4 separate regions of the Mus musculus genome follow, and all the other regions are linked to region 2. A link is a loop called in an ENCODE intact Hi-C map of the cell type or tissue named here. Cell type or tissue: gastrocnemius. All regions are shown on one strand.

The links. Hi-C counts contacts between places; a loop is a spot of excess contacts. Peaks named below come from ENCODE experiments on the same cell type or tissue, not always from the same donor. Only the 100,000 strongest peaks of a DNase experiment are listed, where the experiment ranks them.
Region 1: a loop joins it to region 2, with 3 times the contacts of the local background. A loop is called at or near these places in 26 of 42 quality-filtered maps.
Region 3: a loop joins it to region 2, with 4 times the contacts of the local background. A loop is called at or near these places in 11 of 42 quality-filtered maps.
Region 4: it touches region 2 in a loop (5-fold over the local background); 24 of 42 quality-filtered maps call a loop at or near these places.

Annotation. Positions count from the first base shown.
Region 1 is chr19:45,428,870-45,433,869 of GRCm38, forward strand. The region is part of intron 2 of Btrc (beta-transducin repeat containing protein); the gene reads left to right. Among named protein-coding and RNA genes, the nearest start is that of Btrc, 68 kb to the left of the region's middle. In gastrocnemius, a CTCF peak has its summit at 2,558 (motif pointing left); no DNase peak of the experiment used is centred here; H3K27ac peaks cover 1,965 bases.
Region 2 is chr19:45,307,140-45,312,139 of GRCm38, forward strand. No RefSeq gene overlaps it. Among named protein-coding and RNA genes, the nearest start is that of Gm29595, 6.3 kb to the left of the region's middle. In gastrocnemius, CTCF peaks have their summits at 228 and 1,984; DNase peaks (open chromatin) are centred at 415 and 3,974; H3K4me3 peaks cover 2,200 bases; H3K27ac peaks cover 4,587 bases.
Region 3 is chr19:45,364,003-45,369,002 of GRCm38, forward strand. All of the region lies in intron 1 of Btrc (beta-transducin repeat containing protein), which reads left to right. Among named protein-coding and RNA genes, the nearest start is that of Btrc, 2.8 kb to the left of the region's middle. In gastrocnemius, a CTCF peak has its summit at 169; no DNase peak of the experiment used is centred here; H3K4me3 peaks cover 1,268 bases; H3K27ac peaks cover 2,120 bases.
Region 4 is chr19:45,541,780-45,546,779 of GRCm38, forward strand. Gm41856 (a long non-coding RNA gene) reads right to left here and starts at 3,254. Exons shown (of 2, transcript XR_001782646.2): 1 at 3,185-3,254; 2 at 987-1,891. It overlaps Gm19639 (a long non-coding RNA gene), which reads left to right and starts at 1,882. Exons shown (of 2, transcript XR_386758.2): 1 at 1,882-3,672; 2 at 4,322-4,567. In gastrocnemius, no CTCF peak of the experiment used is centred here; DNase peaks (open chromatin) are centred at 21, 2,572, 2,931 and 3,408; H3K4me3 peaks cover 1,563 bases; H3K27ac peaks cover 679 bases.

The sequences.
Region 1 (5,000 bases), 120 kb after region 2:
AACATTTTTACCAATATTAGTTAGCACTTCGGAATTTCAGGTAAATTACGTGCTTGCCCAGGCCACAGCTCGCAGCTGGTGTTCCTGATGAGAGCGGCCACTCTCTATTTTGTGGACGGTTGCTTACATGGTTTTAGGCTGAGTGAAGATTGAACCTGGCTTCTACTTCACAACTCTCCCTTTCATATAATTCTCAACTACTGCAATTACAGTGCAGCATGAGTACAGGAGTCCCACTGTTTGAAAATAGCCGTGTTGACCAAACTCCAGGACACCTGCCTTTGTGTTCTCTAATCACGCCATCTGAGGCCTTCCACACACCTACCCCATCTGCCTTTGCCTGGGGATGTCCACCTTTCTCAGTAACTCTATCGTTAATTGTGTTCAGGTTGAGACAGGATTAAGGTTTTTCCAGATCTGTTCTCCTTTCTCTCTCAGGCAAGCCACACATTTGTGCCCAGAATATGCAGCAGCAGAGATGTGCTGCCACAGCTATTCTGTGCTGCTCTGATTATCTGTGTCTTTGTCTTCTGCAAGACTGAATTCTTTGAAGGTTGAACTATGTTTTTTCTTCATTTATTCTCCCATTGTCAAAAGTAATATTTCATACTTCTGGTGAATCAGTGAATGAACAGACTTAGATAATTTGAAGAAAACTATCCAATAACAATCCAGGGTCAGGAGAGGAGGCATAGTATTGTGGTGGCCCCTCCTATACAGCATACAGATGCTCTGCATTCAGAAAGAAACCATGACAGTTAACAGTCATTCCAGACATCACACATTTGCACAGAGAAAAGAAAAACATGCCGAGTCTGATTTATGGGAAGTCCTCAGATTTCATACATTTGGCTTTCTTACAACTCACTGTGCTGGTCCCCTCTGAGTTGGATTCTGTATACTGAATTTGGACTCTTGTTCATGAACAAATGCACATTTTAGGCTATTAAAGACCGCCATTGCCAGCCAACTGACTGAACATTCAGTTTCAATGGTGTCTACGTCTTTATCTGCGGTGCAGCGTGTATTTGGATGAGCATTTGACTGTTGATTGCAGCGTACCCTTACTTTGTAAAAGAACGGAGCAAAGTTGAAGTGCTGAGTACAATGAACATCAGGCTAGAGAAAGGTTGAAAGCCAACATATTGATGAATCTTTGGACTTAAGACTAAAGTCCAATTTTAAAGCATATGTGCGAAATGTTAGAAATATATTTTTGAAGATGTTTTTATAGCGAGGGGCAGAGGAGATGGCTCGGAGGGCAAGATTGCTTGCTATGTAAGCATGAGGAGATGTGGCTTCAAATCAGCATCCACTAAGTAGCCTCATGTAATCCAAGCAGTGTGGAGGGGCGGAGGCAGGGGAATGGCTGAAGCTTCCTGGCAACCAGAGTCACTCCAGGTCTGTGACAGTTAAGAATGCTGACACTCCCACCCACCCCGCACCCTGTGTGTGTGTGTGTGTGTGTGTGTGTGTGTGTGTGTGTGTAGGTGAAACACAAAATTATAAAAAAATATAGTGAAATTGTTTTAAAGTATTGGGTACATTGAAATCTAATGTTACTTTCATCTTTTATGTGTACTTCAAGTGTTAAAAGTAAAAATGACCCAAGTTCGGCTACATTTTTGCCTTATCTTGAAAATAACCTGTATTGGAGAAGTGACATCTTCCGCTGATTGCCTTTCCAGCTACTTGCTTGGTTGTTGAACTATTTTATTTCAGGTTTGTTAAAAACACAATCCTCAGTTGCTGAGTGTTTTGACATGTCCAAGTGTAGCTAATGTGCACTTATGGGATAATGTATGACTTTATCTGGTGTTTAGAATATGCCAAAATCATCATCTTGTGAGACAAATCAGATTTCCTTGAAACATTTTTATTCTTCATGATGGATGTGAAAAGTAAAAATCTTCTCAAAGTATTTATTCCTTTGTTTAGATATATTCAATAGTAATGGATTTGCTTTCCCTCAAGTGTTTTTACTTGGTCAGAACCTTGTGAAGGGGATGATAGTGCAGATGATAGTGCAGATGCCAGGGATGCAAACCATAGGAATGGACCTGGTGGGAAGAGGGTGGCGGCGGCCTTTGGAGGTGCCCTACCTAAGTGACAGATCCTCTCTGTGGGCACTTAGACTAATCTGTGTCCTCTGAGAGAGGCATGTTGTTTCTTTATGTTCGAAGATTCCCAGTTATTTCCGTTCTTTGTGCATACAGAGGCCATGGTTGTATGTGTGTTCTTTCTGTGCTGGTCAGGAATTGTTGGGTGGGTCTGTGGCTGCCAAGGCTATGCACTCCTCTTCCACTGTGGTCCTTTGTTAATGTTTTTGCCTCCATCCTGTGGAGATAAAGAGTCTCCGTGTTAGGCAGGCGGTGGTAGGCAGGCATTATTCAGGAAACTCTTTCTTTGTCATTTATTTATGCCAGGGTGTTTTAAGAAAGCTTTGAGCTGGAGAAATGGCTCAGCAGTTAAGAGCACTGACTGCTCTTCTGAAGGGCCTGAGTTCAAATCCCAGAAACCACATGGTGGCTCACAACCACCATGATCTGACGCCCTCTTCTGGTGGGTCTGAAGACAGCTACAGTGTACTTACATAAAATAATAAATAAATCTTTAAAAAAAAAAAAAGAATGCTTTATTTAAAATTAACAAGCAAGCATGTGAGCAACCCAAGAGCGTGCACTCCTGACTGGCTTCAGAGGACCCTATGCACTGTAGCACATTTCCATTAGGAGCTGGTGCATGTGAGTTTGTTTTTCTTCTGAGCTTTTCTGCATCCTTACACACAGTTCTCTGGAGACCAGGGATGTTATGTTTTGAGATAGTTATTTAGAAAGCAGGAGAAGGGTTTTGCAGTTTATCTTCTTTTGCTGGGTGATCTGTCACCTGGCCTTAAGGTCTTTAGGTGTACAGTGAAGAGCTACTGCCTGTGTCTTCGTATGAGTTAAGCTGGAGTTCTGTGACCTGTAAAATTTGCATGACGAAGGCAGCTGTTCCTTTTCATACGTGAACTTTAAAGTCAGCTTGGTTTTTATGTGTTGGTCCATATAGTCAGGACTAAGTGAAAGCACGAGGCGTTAGCAGTCCCCTTAGATTTTCACGCTACACATAAACCTACTCGCCACTTCAAGCTAGAAAATGTAAAGGTTCATCCATAAGAGCCAAAAGCTTTATATTTGAATGAAAGCCCCTCATTAGCTTAATTTAAATGAAGCTGCTGTAGTTTAACAGCAATGTAATTTCTATCTTTTGCACAAGTCACTACTTTGTATGACTTTCTTTACTGATAGTAAACCATAAGGGACATTTCTAGTTTAATATTAATGTATTTCCCCTCGATTTTTTTAAGTAGCAGGTTGTTAATTTTTTAAGCATATCAACTGTAGCATAGTACAGTCCTTTGAGGGAAATTAGTAAAATGAGGATAAGATGGATACAGGAATCCAACAGCTTGAAAATCACTGTTTGACCAAAATCTCTTTTGTATTCCCTGCTCTGGTTCTATTTCAGTAGTCCTGGAAATGTGCCTGTGTGCTATTTGCAGCGAGATTATAAAACTGAATCATGATTTTGGTGATGGAAGCCAGAGCATGTGCTTCCAGCACCCCAGCTGGCAGGAAGCTCTCCGTAGGTTTATGAATGTAGTTAGATGGCCCCCAACTGTTTACAAGACAGCAGAGGTGAGATCTTTGATTGACAAGTCAGAAATGCATTAGATCATTCTCTCTGCCATTCTCTGGTTCATGCTGTTAAAAATGTCAGCCTCCAAGTTTGAATGGCAGCCTGAGGGCCTTAGAAGCTTTTTGTTTTCTGAGATGGAAACACAAATTGGATGTGTGCCTGAGCGCTTCATCCTGGGCTGTAATTTCATCTTTTAGCTAAGAACCACAAGGTACACGGGCAAAGCACCCTGTAAACAATAATACTGGGGAAAAAAATAAACAAGGTCGTGTTTCTGGCACGTTGATCCGATGGTGTCCTGACCTCCATCACGTTGAACATCTCCACTCTGATTGCTGTTCCCTTTGGCATTACAATGAGAGAGAGAGACTGACACAGAGGCGAAGATTTAAAGTTGCAGTGCCGTTGCACATTCCTTGTATTGGTCATGAAATATTGAACTGTCAGAATGTGACACTTAGTTTTTTAAGCAACCTTTCTTGTTTGAGGTGTTCACAGTTCATTCCTTTCTCCCCTATTTGTCCGCTTTCATTCATAGGGTTGGAAGTAGTGGCCTTAAGCACATAAAAAGGGACAATGTTAAAGAGAAGTGGCGCCAGCAAAGCCAAATGAACCTAACACTGAAACAGAAACAAGCTGTGAGGGTAAAGTCGAGTCAGTACGTGGGTCTCAGGGCTTATGGAGAACCCCAACATGAGGAAGAGTCACGTTAGGCCTCTCATCTGTGTCTGCAGCAGGAAGTCAGGAAAGCGGTTATGGACAGGTATGAGTGGACAGTGGCGTTGTCTGCTCCTTGCTGCTGACCACAGTGACACTCTTCCCCACTGCCGACCATGGCATGATGTTGCTGTGCAAATACAAGTTCACCCACTGTGTGTGTGTTTGTTTATTGGTTAGATTTTTAAAATTTTGAATTCCATATGTGTAGGGCGTGTATGTGGAGGTGAGGACAGCTTGCCACAGGTTCCTCTCCTCTCTTTGTGGGGTTAAAGTCGGGCTTTTCCTGCTGAGCTGTCTCACCAGCCCCAAACCTACATTGCTTTTTTTTAAATGTATTTTTATTTTATGTGTATTGGTGTCTTGCCTGCATTTATGTTTGTATTAGAGTATGGGTTTACAGACAGTTGTGAGCTGCCATGTGGGTGTTGGGAATCGAATGCAGGTCCTCTGGAAAAGCAAATATACTCTTAATTGTTTGATCATCTCTCCAGCCCAACCTCCACTATTTTGATATTACTCAAATGGTGAATTTATCAAAGACTGAAATTTTAGTAAGAAAAATACTTTAATATGCAAAATTTGTATTTTATAGTAACACT
Region 2 (5,000 bases):
AAAGCCCAGGAGTGATGGGAAGAAACTCCAATTAACAAGGCAGCTGTCAGTCAATCTCAATGGCAGGAAATCTGTGTGCTATTATGATCTGTACTTGGGCAAGGAATATTGGCTAGGAAGTGAGATTCTGTGTTTCCTTTCTCCAGTTTTCTTAGTAAGTTGCCTGCCTGAGAGCATTAACATCCCTTCCGCTGTTAGAGCAGAGGAGGAATCCGGGCACCCCTGGTGGTAGAGCTGTGGTTAGCAGGGGCAACACCTTTTTAGACTTGTTAGAGGAACTGGGTACAGAGTATGAAGCAGGTGGAAGGAGCCAGCATGTGAGTGTTGGGGCGGGGGTAGTGAGAGTAATGGAGACACCCCACCGTCCTCTTGACTTGCCAAGATGAAACCGAACAAGCCAGTAGGGAGACTTGGAGCGGAAAATCGCCTTGGATGATATTCCCCAGAGAGAAAGGACTAGAAGCCCAGAGTCATGGGCAGCCAGAAGCCAGCAGTCAGGGGAAGAGAGGTGAAGAGAGAAGCTATCCCTTTCCACGGATGTGCCTTGGCCCCTGACCAAGCGAAGAGGGGCAGATTTTCTGTCTTGTCCCAAGCCCCTGCATCTGCCACCTTGTTTACTTCATGTCTATTTATAGTCACAGGCTCTAAGCCTGGTATGGGACTCTGCGATTTATATGACTATAAACTTCCAAAGGGCACTGAGAACTGGCAGGGCAAAGATAGGGACAGAGGCAGGCCTCCCACGGTCAACGCATCTACCCTCCCACCTACTCTGACCTTAAATGCTACCAAAGGACAAGAGGTTCTAAGACCAGACTCAGAACACCAAGCCAGGGGCAGGAAGCCACATCACTGGTTTGACCCTTCTTCCCCTGAGTCCTGGATGTGGGGTGAGGTACAGATGTTTTAGTCTGATCTCCTTCACACACTTGGGAGCGTGTAGCGAACTTCTGTGTGGTAGCGTGGTTTCATCAGACAATGACTGAGTCTGAGCGACTCTAGACTTCAGAAGAGGAAGTGGAAGTGAAGACCTGCAGCCCAGGCTCTGCCTGCCCTATCCACTGACCAACAGGAAGAAAGATGAACCATTCTCATGGCCTCCTTCTCAGGGTGCCCTTGGAGGCCTGAGCCAGCCCACCCCTCACTCAGATCAGAGATGGTTAAGGCCTGACTATAGGATTCTGAGAGGAGCTCCTTGCCCTGTCTTTCCCCCCTAGGAGGCCCCCTGTTCAGACTCTCTACTTAATAAGTCTCCCTCTTTATGCTTGCCCACTCTCTTGCTCCTCAAGTGTTTTTAAGACTTTGAACGAGTGTCTAGACTGAGTTCTCCCTGCCCAATCCATACCAACCTCCCACGGTGCACTCCACCTTCCAACCCCCACCCTCCACTAGTCCCTACTCCAGGATCTGTCATATGAGCATTAAGGCTGGGTATATCTAAGTTCTCTGTCTGTCTCGTCTGTGTGTGTGATGTGACAAAAAAAAAAATAAATAAAATGTTATTTCTGGATATGTCTGTGAGGGTGTTCCCAGGAGAATGTTCACTTTTGGTCATTCGGCTTCTAGAAGGAAGATCTGCCATCACTCAGGTGAGGGGCAGCATCCAATCCACTGAACAAAGAGCAGAAGACCAAGCTCTGCTTGTCCTCCTGCCCTAGGAGGTGGCATTGCTGGTTCAGCCTCCCACCAGGACTCCCACCTGTCGTTCTCAGGACTAAGACTATGCTCTACTGTGACAGCTCCTAGCGACAGATCTTGGTACTTCTCAGCTTCCATGATCTGTGAGCCAATCCTTCACAGCAATAAATCAATGCCTCTCTCCTTCCCTTTCTTTCCTTCTGCCCTCTCATCTCAATCATGTCTGCTTCTCTGGCGATCCTTAATCCAGTGTCTGAACTCCAGGAGCTGGGTGGGGCAGGTATGAGGAAGAGAAAGCAAGCTGCATCCGGCTGGAAGGAGGGCAGAACTCCCTTCCTGCCCTCTCCAGGGGGAGGCAGCAGAGGACCATGGGAACTGCCCCATCCAGCTATAAGCACAAGGTTCCTTCAGGTCCTCTATCCACTGTGGAGTCCATATGGAGGCACTCGCCACTCGCGTGGTCTGAAGTTTTCACACTTGCAGCCCATTTCTCTGGTGCAAAGATACCTTGGGAAAGCTAGCCTGTTTTCAACTTAGTCTCCTGCCCCTTCTGTTCATTCTTTTTTTTTTTTTTTTAAAGATTTATTTATTTATTATGTGCAAGTACATTGTAGCAATCTTCAGGCACTCCAGAAGAGGGTGTCAGATCTCATTACAGATGGTTGTGAGCCACCATGTGGTTGCTGGGATTTGAACTCAGGACCTTTGGAAGAGCAGTCAGTGCTCTTAACCACTAAGCCATATCCCCAACCCCTTCCATTCATTCTTGAGCAGTGATTTCTTACATAAATAAGCAAACCAAGCCAAAACACTTTTTTTTTTTTTTTTTTTTTTTTTTTTTTTTTTTTTTGGAGACAGGGTCTCTCTGTATAGCTCTGGCTGTCCTGGAACTCACTTTGTAGACTAGGCTGGCCTCGAACTCAGAAATCCGCCTGCCTCTGCCCAGTGCTGGGATTAAAGGCATGCGCCACCACGCAAAACACACTTTTGTCTGCAGCTCCTGCCGCTCTTTATACCTCTCAGCTCTCATCACTGTGGGCCGAATGTGACATCAGCCTGCATAGAGCCAGTCTGGCTGGTTTAGTTTCTCTGTGTTCCCTGGGTCATCACTACGATGACTACTTTTAGGTAGAACATACCCAATCTTCCCTGGTGTCTCTTCTTCTCCACTCCTATCCAAACACTTGGCAGACTCACTTTCTTGGGTACAGGGACTGGGTCTGGCCCTGGAGATGACGAGGAAGACAGTCCTGTGTCAGCCAGCATTGGGCAGTGATGATTTGGAGGATCTAAATGCCTCAGCCTAGAAATCACACCCTCCCCCGGGCATGGGACTCTGGTCCCTCAGTCTGATAGGAAATTGGCCTTGGGAAGATCAAAGACAGGTGGAGGAGGAAGGTTAGGAGAGAAGAGGACAAGGGCATTTCAGCTGTTGACATAGTTTAGGAGCTAAAAGGCTTGGAAGTTAGACCTTGGGGCAGAGATCATCTCCGGTTCAAGGCTGGAGTGGGGTTGGGACAGGTGGCCTTGCTTGGAGGCCAAGAGGGACATAAGAATGATCAAGTTTTAGAGAGCCAAGGAGGAACTTTGAACTCTGAACTGGGCAGAGTGGCCAGGACTGGGGGTCTGACCTTGGCTTAGTAGAGTTGAAACCTCAGCAGACCAGAATCCTGTGCCAGCCAGTGACCAGCATGACCACAGCTGGAAAGGCAGCTGGGGAGTTGGGAGTGGACCGACCTTATCTCTCCCCACTGAGTCATCTGTCGTTTGTTCAAGATTCCAAGATGGAAGGTAGGCAGACATTTCCCCAATCATCTAACCTAGCACAATTTCACAGCTAGAGAAAGGGAAATGTGGAGAAGGCCCTTAGTCCCTGCCGCTGCCACCACCTCATCTGCCAGCCAGCCTCGTTCTCAGACCCAGCCTGACCTCATCCCATAGCGCTCCCAGCTGATCTGCCTGCCTGCCTGCCCCAAAAGTTTGTCAGAGATTGGATCTCACTGTGCATTTTGCTCTATGCCCAGTCCTGCCAGGGCTTTATGATAGGCTGGGAACACCCCTCCTTTTTCCTTCCCCAGACTGGGGCTTCTGTGGGGTGGGTTGGGGCTCCGTTGCTTTCCATTACAATGCCTTTTCACTGTGCCTCTCTGCCAGTCTGTCTTTCTCCTTCAACCACTGTCCCCTCTCTTCTTACCCCCTCCTGGAACTGCTGAGATGGATCTCTGAAGCTTCACGTTTCTGGGGTAATTGAGTTGTGCTCCTTGATCATGCTGGGGAGGAGGCAGTGGCTGCCCATTGGTCTGGCCCTCCCCCATCTCGCTTAACCCCGCCCACCATGATCCGGCAGCGAGCGGGGAGTGACAGGGTGCTTCCTCTTCCCCAGCCCAGCTGCTTTCTCCAGCTCCCCGACTCCCCCTTTCCCCCCCTTCCTGCTCCATCTCCTGCACAAATCACATGGTGACAGCGCCATCCAACCTTTGGGGAAGGGTTTGTAAATGTGTCTTCCTTAGCTCTGATCTCCAAATTGTTCCTTTTATTGCATTTGTCACGGTGAAGATTAAAGTCCCTGGGTGGCCTGCACTACAAATCACAGAGTCGGCTCTGGGAGCAGCTGCAGGTTGGGAACGATGGAGGGGTCTGAGCCCTGGTCCAGGGTATACTTGTGTGTACACACTCACACACTCCCCGTGTGCAGTGTGAACGCGTACCTAAAAACAGAAAGCTGGGGGCCCTGAATTGCCATTCTGAGCCATTTGTCCCCTCTGTAGCAAATGGTGACTTCTTCCTCCGGGCTGTCTTCCAGGATCCCTCTACCCATACTAGAGGTTGGGAGGATAACTCAGTAGTAGAGTTCTTGACTGGTGTGTTGTTGGAGGTCCTGGGCTCAGTTCCTAGTGCTGCAAGAAAAGGGAGTCAAGGTGAGCCTCTCCTGTTCTCTAATGGATGTTGCTGTCCACGTTGGTCAGGCGTGAGGGAAAGCTATGCTCACAGCAGAGGTATTTTGCTCTCTTAATGGGTCAAGGACGGCCCAACAGCCAAACTCCCTGTGCCTGAGCCCCATAGGCACAGCTGGCCCGTCCTTGTCCACAGCTCCCACATCCTTTTCTTTCTCATCCGGGACACAACTGGATGCAGGAGAGACACAACCAAGGAGCCCAGAGGACAAAGCTCCCTTGTACATGCACAAAACAAAACAAAACAAAACAAAAACGGTCCCTTTCCTACCCTTATGAGGTGGGCTTCCTGTCTGTCCCTCATGTACATTCATAACATTCAAATTTATGCCGTAATCTCCGCCGCTCCATATGTATGAGCCTTTGATGGGTGTTTGGGTTTATGGGATGCACCCAGCCCTCCGCTCC
Region 3 (5,000 bases), 57 kb after region 2:
GCCAGTGGCGAGGCGGAGGGAGGGACTGGACCTGAGCTTGGGGGAGGGTGCAGGAGGGTACAGAGGGGACCCTGGGGTGGGGGCAGCAGCTCCGCCATCTTGTGGAAGAGAGGCCAAGTGACAGCGGGAGCTCATTCGAGGTGGGGGCTCCTGGCGGCGCGCGGGGCCCCAGAGGGAAAGGGGCGTGGGGACAGTTACTGAAGAGCGGAGGAACCCGGGTGGAGAGACGCCTGTGGACGCTGGCAGGGGCCTTCCCGGTGTCAGGGTTACGGGTAAGGCCTGGGAGAGGAGGTGCACTCAGGAGTGGGGAATAGTGGAGATAGGATAATGGCAAGACAGACACTGGGGGCAGGGGGAAACTGGGCAGGGCTGGAAACTGATGGCTGTAACGGCGAAAGTGGGAAAACCATGGCTGGGAGGCAAGTATTTTTGTAGGATGGGCTGAGAAGATAGCCTTTGCCTAAGGGCTAAGGGTGGAATCCCAGTTAGCTCTACTAATGTTGGCAAACTCTGGAAGAGGCCTCATTTAAGAAGATAAGGACTCAGACCTAGGGCTATGGTGACAGTTCCTGGGAGAGAAAGACAGTGTTGATTGTGAGCTAGAATTACAAATATCAGAAAGGAGATACGTGCTCTGTTTTGAAGGAGAGGGTCAAAATTATTTGTGGTAAGGACAAAGCGATGAAAGAAATGTAGTTACAGGTGAGTGGGGACAAGGTTAATAACCAATAAGAGAAATCAAAACAAAACTTGGGCCTTCAGTGGTGAGGTAGTAAAAAGTGGGGGAAGCCAGGTGCTGTATTGCTTTCTGTGAGAAGAAAGTCCTTGGAGAAATGAGATGTGAGGAAATTTCAGAGGAAGGATGTAGGGAGTAGAGAAAGTGAGATAAGTCGGGATTGGTGGTTGCCCGTGAGTTTTAGGTTGTAGTACAGAGTGAGTATTGCATTTTTAGGGTCTGTGTCAACCCCTTAGGCCCTGTTTCTGTAACTTTGTATGGTGGTTCTCCTTTGCTGTGCTTGTCTTTGGCAACCTTGACCAGTCTGATATTTGATGCTTTTAATCTGATGCTTTCTTGTATAGCCTAGGTGTAAACCAGCCTCTAGTTACATCTAAAGAAGGATGGATGCATAGATTTTTTTTTTAAGCTTAACAGGTGGTCTTAGGGATAATGCATTATTTTCAATCAAGTCTTGTGGTTTTTTGTTTATTTGTTTGTTTGTTTTTGTTTTTTTTCAGAAGTAATTGTAACCCATCTTTCAAATAGCATTCCTTGGTTGAATAGTTTTTTTGTGCCTTTGCCTAAAATGCCATAACAAATTTGATAAACATAGATACTAACTTAGTTGAAATTAGGTTTTAAATTGTCCCATTCATATTTATAGAAGCTGGTCAAATTTAACTTTTTATTTTGGGGACTGGAGAGGCTGCTCAGCAGTTAAGACCATTGCTGCTCTTCTAGAGGATGAAGGCTTGATTCCCAGCACCCACATGGCTACTCACAGTGGTTTAACTCCAGTCCACCCTCTTCTGGACTCCCCCCCCACCCCCCCACCATGTACACAGGTGAACAGGTGATGCACAGACATACATGCAGACAAAACATCCATACACGTAAAATAAATAAATAAATAAATAAATAAATAAATAAAGTGTATTAAAAAGATAAAATTTTAGCTGGGCTGTGGTGGCTTGGGAACAACACTTGGGAAGCAGAGGCAAGACTGATTTCTGAGTTCAAGGCCAGCCTTGTCTAGAGTACCAGCTCCAGGTAGTATGAGCTCTGGGACAGCAGAACTACATAGAGAACTTCTGTCTCTAAAAGCCAAACAACAAAAACATTACTTTGTATCCGTACCTTCAGAAACACAAGTTTGTCATTCACAAAATTCTATTGAGCCAAAAGACATTTCTTGAATTTCTGTCCTGTGTTGACCTTCTAAAATATTGAGACCCCAGGTCTGGAATTGTGGCTTGTACCTTATTCTCCAGTACTTAAGAAGTGGAGTCAGGCTGGGGAAGGTGGCCTACATCTGGACTGGTAGGTGGATCTCAGTTTGAGTCTAGCTTGGTCTACATAGTGAGTTCTAGGATAGCTAAAGGCACATAGTAAGAACCTGTCTGAAAAACACAAAAAAGAAAAGGAAGAGGAGGAGAGGAGGAGGAAGAGAACAAGCAGGAGGATGGTGAGGAAGAGGCAGGAGTATTGGCCAGGTGAAAGCCAGCTTGGGCTACATACGGAATTATACCCTGTGTCAACAGACCATAAACAAACAAAAAAACCAAACAAGCTAGCTAGGTGTGGTGGTGAATGTCTGTAATCCTAGCACTGGGCGGAAGGGTCAGGAGTTAAGTCTGCCAGGGCTACTTGAGACCCTGTTTACAAACAAGCAAATGAGCAGAGACCTTGAAATCTTGGGGGAGAGGATGGGAGTAAGTCAGTACTGCTTTTATGCCCTCAGCCAGCTTCCAGTTGTAAGTCAGAAAAGTGCTCAGTTTTGTTTTCCGGTTTCGAGGGTTGGCTCTGAAGAGGAACCTGCCATTTAATTAGATTTATGGAATAATGAGACTTAGCAATCATAAAGAGACATTGTGAGATCACCCCGTACTGCTGCCTGTGATCCTTAGCCTAGGAACGTTCTGAACTCCCTCAGCTCTGCTTTGTGAGTTAGGTGTTGACAGTGCCCGACTCTGAGGTGGCTAAGTACTAGTTTGTAGTTTTGAGGGCACCACACATGAATGAAAGTTGAGTCAGTCACAGGGAGAAGCTAAGTTTTCCTTTACATTTGGCTACTTTCTCTTTTGGCCTTGCCTGCCGTTGTGGCTGCTTTTTGAGAAAAGGCCACAACTGGGAGAGTGGCCAAGAAGGACACCTCAGTAAGAGAGGTCGAGACGGAGGGTTCCAATTCTCTTTCGGCTCAGCCACACCCTTATTATGAATCTGAGTAAGTCACAGCTTCCCCTCGGGTACCATGTACCCCACTATATGGTGTCTTTCCGTTCAGAGTCAAATTTAAGGTAGAGAAGGTATTTTATTTGAGCTTGCATCAAGCAATTAATGCACTACTCTGTACTCACAGTGGAAGGTTATCCTTTAGTCAAACTGAAAATTTTAGTTGCTAATAACAAGCTTGATAATTTTTTAAACTTTTTTTTCTTTCTTGACACAGGGTTTCTCTGTGTAGCCCTGGTTATCCTAGGACTCTCTATGTAGACCAGGCTGGCCTCTGTCTCCTAAGCACTGGGATTAAAGTTGTATGCCGCCACATCCAGCTTCGGTTTAAAGAATATGATGTAAAATTTATTGAGAAAGCCATCATGCAATGGAATGCTTCATGAGTTTAATTAATATCACATGAACATTGTACTTATTTTTAAACAATGGATTGTTCTTAATGTTACTACAAATTTCAAGTAGACCATTCACATGGTTTTGCCCTCTGATACTTGGGAAGGGTAGTGCAAGCTGAATCTTTAACTTCTGAAAGCAGATTAGTGAGAAGAAAGCAGTAGTTTGCACAAACCATTCTGCACCGCTGATCTCTCTCATCCAGCATTAGCAGGTACGGAGGGACCGTTTCTTAGTCCACAAGAGTGAGAACCTCAGAAAAGATACGGGCTGGAAGATGGCCTCAGCAGCCAAACGAAATTGATGGGGAGGAGCTAGGCCTCCTCAGCACAATGTACTAAGGAAGAAAAGGTGTGCTTGGTCTAAGAAACAGGAGAAATGCCGGGCGGTGGAGGCGCACACCTTTAATCCCAGCACTCGGGAGGCAGAGGCAGGCGGATTTCTGAGTTCGAGGCCAGCCTGGGCTACACAGAGAAACCCTGTCTCGAAAAAAAAAAAAAACAAAAAAAAAAAAAGAAAGAAACAGGAGAAATGTATTCCTTCCCAGCCAGTCTCAAGATCAAGCAGGAAAATAATTTTAAGATTTAAAAAAATATATTTTATGTATATGTATGTTTTGTATGCATGCGCATCTATCTGCATACCAGAAGAGGTCATCCGATTCCATGAGGCTACAGTTACAGATGGTTGTGAGCCACCATGTGGGTACTGGGAATTGAACTCAGGACCTCTGAAAGAGTAGCCAGTGCTCCTAACTGTTGAGCCATCTCCCTGGCCCCAAGATGTGTTGTTTGTTTTGCTCCTTTATTTTTATTTTCTTTTTCAAGACGGGTTTTCTCTGTACTCTTGGATGTTCTGGAACTCACTCTGTAGACCAGGCCGGCCCCAAACGTATCCAGCTGCCTCTGCCTCCCAAGTGCTGGGATTAAGGGCATATATACCACTACATCCTGGCTAAGACACTTTTTTTTTTAAATAGCTAGTAAGCAAAATAGCATGACAAGGTGAACATTGCTGAATATAACAACACATAACTGTATTCCTAACATGTAGGAGGCAGAGATGGGAGCATCCTCGGGTTGAGGCTAAGCTTAGTTCAGATAAGGTTGAGAGCCTGCTTTTTATTGTATGAACATTTAAATATGGTGCTTTGTTGTACTCCAATGAGGATTCCAGGAAATAAGAGGCAGAAACTGCCCAATGCTCTTGTGCTGGATTTGAAATTCAAGATAAGAAAAAAAATGAGACCATCTCTAATGTCATCGTGTTTGAGTCCAGTCAAGGTTAATCTAAAATCAGGGCTGGTGGGCATGGGGAGAACGTGTACCTGCTGGATGGGAAGAATAGCATTAATGCACAGGAAGGAAGAATTCCTGGACGCCGTCCTCTGTAATCTGCTGCCTTAAATGCTCTTTTAGTTGGGTGTGCAGGCTGCATGTATGAATGGGACCAGCTGACTTTGTGAGTGATATTGCAGAACGCTTGGGTTCACATCTTTGTCTGATGTGAACGTCTCAAAAAACTAATAGGATCTCCTTCGCTAGGTGCTTCTAAGCTGAGTAGAAACGATACTGAGCGAATTAATACAATTTAGTAACTTTTTTTTATTTTGTGTGTTTCTGAGGTCCGCTCCAGATGCCTTCCTCAGGAGCCA
Region 4 (5,000 bases), 230 kb after region 2:
CACGCGGCCGCCCGCGGCGGAGGAACAAAGCAGCGCGCTCAGCGGGCGCAGGGGGCGCACGGGGCGTCCCGCCTGCCAGGACACGCAGCTGTGCACACACATGGCCTGCACACGCGCCAGCCGCCTGTGTCCTTGCACGGTGCACCTGCGGCTCTTGTCCAGGCACAACCCCAACCTCGCAGGGCCAGGCACACACACGTCCTTTACTGCCTCATGGATCTGGGTACATAGCTATCAGCATAAACTCAAGCTTAGAGCCACACGTACCCACGCCCCTCGGATTCGTGCACATTCCTGCAGAGACGGTTTACAAGCTAGGAGTGGTGGTGCGCACCTCTATTACTAGCACTAAAGAAACTGAGGCAGGAGGGTGGAGAGTTCCAGGCAACCTATGCTTTAGCCAGACCCAATTGAAACAAACAAGCAAAACAGGAAAGAGTCTGGGATGTCATTTAGTTGGTCTAGTATGTGCTTTCCTGGCAAGCCTGAAGCCCTGGGTTTGAACTCTAAAACTGCATAAACTAGGATGCTGGCACAGGTCTGTAATCCTTGCACTTGGGAAGTAAAGGAGCAAGGTCAGAGGTTCAAGGTCACCCTCAGCTACTTATCAAGTTCAAAGTCAGCCAGAGATACAGAAGAGACCCCATCTTAAAAGGGGGATGGAAGAGAACACACTTAGATTGCAGTGTGCGTGTGTTCCTTGTATGACTGCACACACACGGTACCGACATCTGGACGCGTACAGCAGAGATGTGTGTGCCTGTACACAGGCCTGGCAGGCTGCTCAGTATACAGGAGTCCAAACCTGAACACACAGGCAGAAGATGTCCGCAGCCGCATCAACAAATATTAACTGAGCCCCCGCCATGCAGGTGTCAGCTGGCACTGGCAGAGCTCTGATGATGAATAGGGCACCATCCCGTCATCTAAAACGCTAGGCTTGCTGGAGGGGCCAGACAAATGGCTATGAGTGAACGTGAGAGTGATTTGTGCTTTGACCCAATGCGTCGTTTATTATGTGGAAAATCAAGAGCCTTCCTGGAGGAGACGGCCGAAGGAGGGAATTTTCTAGAGGAATTGAGTTCCAAGCAAGAGATATAGCAGCAGAGGCATGTAGGGAGAAGCAGGGTTAGGGGGTGGGGCTTGGAGTCCAGGTGAGTGGTACCAGCGACAAGAGGAAGGTTTTCCCAGGTTCTGTAGCAGGGGGCTCAGGAGGACTGAGAGAGAGTACAGCATCATGTCACTGGATGGAAGGCAAGCAGGGCTCACTTCACGGACACCCTGTGCAATCCCAAGAAGCTCGAGCCTGCTATGTTAGTTCTGCTATCTCCATCACGAAACTCCTTATAACTTTTAAACAGGGTATCCTATGTTTTGATGGACCTTGAATATTAAGCAGCTAAACCTGGAGCTGGGACCCCTGAGGTTTTCAGGATGAGGTGGCACAGAGGTTTGGAGAGCAGTAAGTGGTGCCTGTGGCTTAGAAAAGGGAAAAGGCTGGAGGTGGAATAAGGGATGGGTGGACATTTAGGACCACTGCCTCCTGTGTCGATGCCTTTGCCACTCCCTTTACATAGCTGTCCTTCGGACTCCTCGGTGTGGCCCCTGCTCCTCCAGCACAGGGCATCCATCCATGTGCTCTTGGTCCACTGAATGAATCTGTAAATGCCTTGATAGATGTTCCCACAGGAGTCCACCTGTGACACAGAGACTGTCTGGCACCCTCAGGCACGAGGCCACTCCCACTGCCCTGCACGTCCAAGGCAGTTCTGTGGGTTTAACAGGTTTAATCTAGATGCAGAATGTTCTTGTCTCTGTGTCTTTGGGTATCTTCTTTGGAGTCAGAGCTGACAACAGTTAAGGGGGAGCCAGCAGGGGAAGGACCAGGACCCTGGGGTGGAGGAGTGGGGAGATTATGGTTTAAAGCATTGAGTCAGATGGCAGGCCTCAGAATCTCCCTCTGCTGCGTCCTCAGTGAGAGCCCTTCAAGGTGTCCCCACACAGGCAGGAGACAGAAAAGCCCACATTGGCACCTAGGCTCTGCCTTTGCCTGCTGTTTGAGAGGCAGGAACTCGAGGCAGGTCTGGATTGTTTACATCCACCCAGGGCTCTAAAATAAAGTGGGAGCTGGGCATCTCAAACAGGGTCGAAGAAGTTGGCAGATTTAAGAAAAGGAGGCACTGGTCCATTCCCCAGATAATGCAGACATGAGTTCAGATGCCCAGCCACCCCAGTTCTCATGCAAACAGGAAACCCCCACCCCCACCCCCACCCCCACTCCCACCCCGGGCAAAGTGTCTGGAAAACAGAAGCAAACACTGACATCCTGGGAGCTGGTGAGGAAAGGAGCGAGAGGACATAGAGAACTGGCCGAAGAAAAGAGACAGGGAGAAGTGGGGCCAGCTGACTACCGCACAGCCTTCCTCCCAAGGCTCCTTCTGGCGTGCCTGGAGCAATTTCAAATGCCTTTACTTTCTCAGAAACTGACTTCCTCCTAGGACCCACACAAGTGGCCCTCCCCTTGGGGTTTCTGCAGTGTGTTCAGGTCTCACCCCACCCCCATTTCAGCTGGCTTAACCACCAGACCTGTCAAGGTCTTGGCCTTGGGGAGCCTCCCACCCTTGCAAGGAGGCTTCAGTAATGACACCAAGTGGAGGATGGGAAGGGGGCAGAAGGGATGGGCCTCGGCTCTCTCTCACTTCACTTTTTCTGTAGCGTTATTGACCCGTCATTAGTTATCCGTCCAAGGTCGCCAGGTCTGGCCCAGCCATAAATCACCGCCGCTGGGGGGGGGGGGGGGGCGGGGGCGGGGGGGGGGGAGAAGTTGGGGGACTAGAGGAGCGAAGGAGTCAGTGCTGAACGCGGCCCGGAAGGGTAGCAGCAGACGTCCCTCAGGCTCATAGGGACCCGCCCCAGCCCTTGTGACCGTCCTTCTCGGCTCCCTCCCAACCCCGGGCTGCCCAGCGTGCCTGTCCCTCGGCCACTCTCTCCTGTCTCCGTCCATCTCTTTCACCGCTGAAGTGTGTTTAGATGGCTGCGCCAAGAAAAGGGTAACCAGATTGTCCTCGGTCATCTCCCTCATAGCTCTTCCAGGTTATAGCTTCCATCAACAAGAACAGAAATCCTGAAGGGGAAACTGAGGCACGGAGTCCTGACCCGAGATGAGTCTGAGAAGAAGTCTCACCCGATTCTCTCCTCGGTCACTTCAGTCCCTCCCTACTCCAGACGGATGCTGCAAGGGTCTCTCCGCCCTCAGAAGGGAGTGGATCTGCGTCTGCACCGGGCGGGACCTGCACTCGAGGAGCCGGACCCTTTCCCTAGCGCCCGGGTCCTAGAGGAGCGTGGCTTGGCCCTCCTCTCAAGAGCTCGCCCGGCTTAGCAGCGGACCTCTTCGCCGGTCCTCGCGCACCCTCTGCCGGCGCCTCTCAGGAAACGCGCTCGCTGTCCCCGCCCTGGATATTCCCGTCCCGTAGGACAGACGGAGGGCAGCCGGGAGCTCTGCATGCCCCTGCTTTTGGAACACTCCTTGCACCAAGATTCCAGAAAATTCCTTTGTCTATTCAAAACTGGAGGAGCGAGGACAAGAGAGCTGAACTTGAGGCAGGCCAGGCTCGGAGCATATGGGTCAGTCATCCATCACCTGCCACCTCCCTAGAGACCTTGGCAGGCCAGGTAGGTCTCTTCTGGTAAGGAGGGCCAGGGGGGTCCTGAGACACCAGAGCCTTGATTCTCTAAAGCAGTGGAGTAGGGCTTCAAGTCTTTAACCTATGGGGTGGGAAGCTGGGGTGTTCCCATAGGGAGGAGGGACAGTCCCAGGGTTCAAGGTTCTCTTTCTGGAACGGCCTTCTGAGAGTCCCCATTATACTGCTTGAGAGCACACAGCTCAGGGTTGATTCCTTCCCAACTTGGTGTTTGACTGGCCAGCAGGGAGGGTGGGCTGACCAAATTCAGATTCCCTGATCAAACTGAACTAAAAGTATTCCAAACAATGTCAAGAAGGTCAAAGGGATGAGACAGGATCCATCAGAGGCCCCGAGGAGCTGGGAGTTAGGAGAAGACGTGTCAGTGTCGCAGGGCAGGACTCCGAGGGCCCTGTCTAGGTGGAGCAGGCATATATTGGTTTGTCCGTGTGTGTGCTCCACTCTGGCAGGCCTCAGGAGGTGGCATTGCCTTTACTCCTTCTTTCATGATGGTGTACACAACTGGCCATTCTCTCTCAGAGCAGGAAACTCACGAATCAAAGCCCAGGTTTGAGCCAGACTGGTGGGGTAGCCTGTAAGACTCCACCTTCAGGAGGCTGTGTTGAATTCTCATTTCACAGGCAGCTGGGGCTACCATAGTGAAACCCAGTCTCAAAGCCAAACTGAACCCTGGTTTCAGGGCAGTCAGCGTCAACTCTCTCTGCAGATTTGAGGGACGAGAGGAAAGGAGGGGAGACAAAAGGCTCAGTGAGATCTGTGCGGAGCGGAACAAGGGAATCAGCTGGGCGGAATCACGGAGACCTGAGTGACATTCATCTCTGACACATGTTGCATGACTTGGGACAATAAAAAGAACCTCTCTGGGACATGTGTGTCTGTCTGTGTACAGGCATGTACGAGCACAGATGCCTGCAGTGGCAGCGGCTTTGGATCCCTGGGAACCAGGGTTTTAGGCAGTCGTGTGCTGCCTGGTGTGGGCACTGGGAATTGAACTCAGGGACCGGGACCTGATAGAGCAATACATGCTCTTGACCCCTGAACCATCTTTCTAGCCCAGGACTCAGGCTTTCCATCTGTAAAATGGAGCTGGGCGGTGGTGGTGCCCTTAATCCCAGCACTTGGGAGGCAGAGGCAGGCGGATTTCTGAGTTCAAGGCCAGCCTGGTCTACAAAGTGAGCAGAGGCTACACAGAGAAACCCTGTCTCAAAAAAACAAAAACAAAACAAAATCTAGCTGGAGACTGCATATCCACATGTAGGGCTGAGCTAAGTAGGGCTTGGTAAAACTGCTGAAATAAAC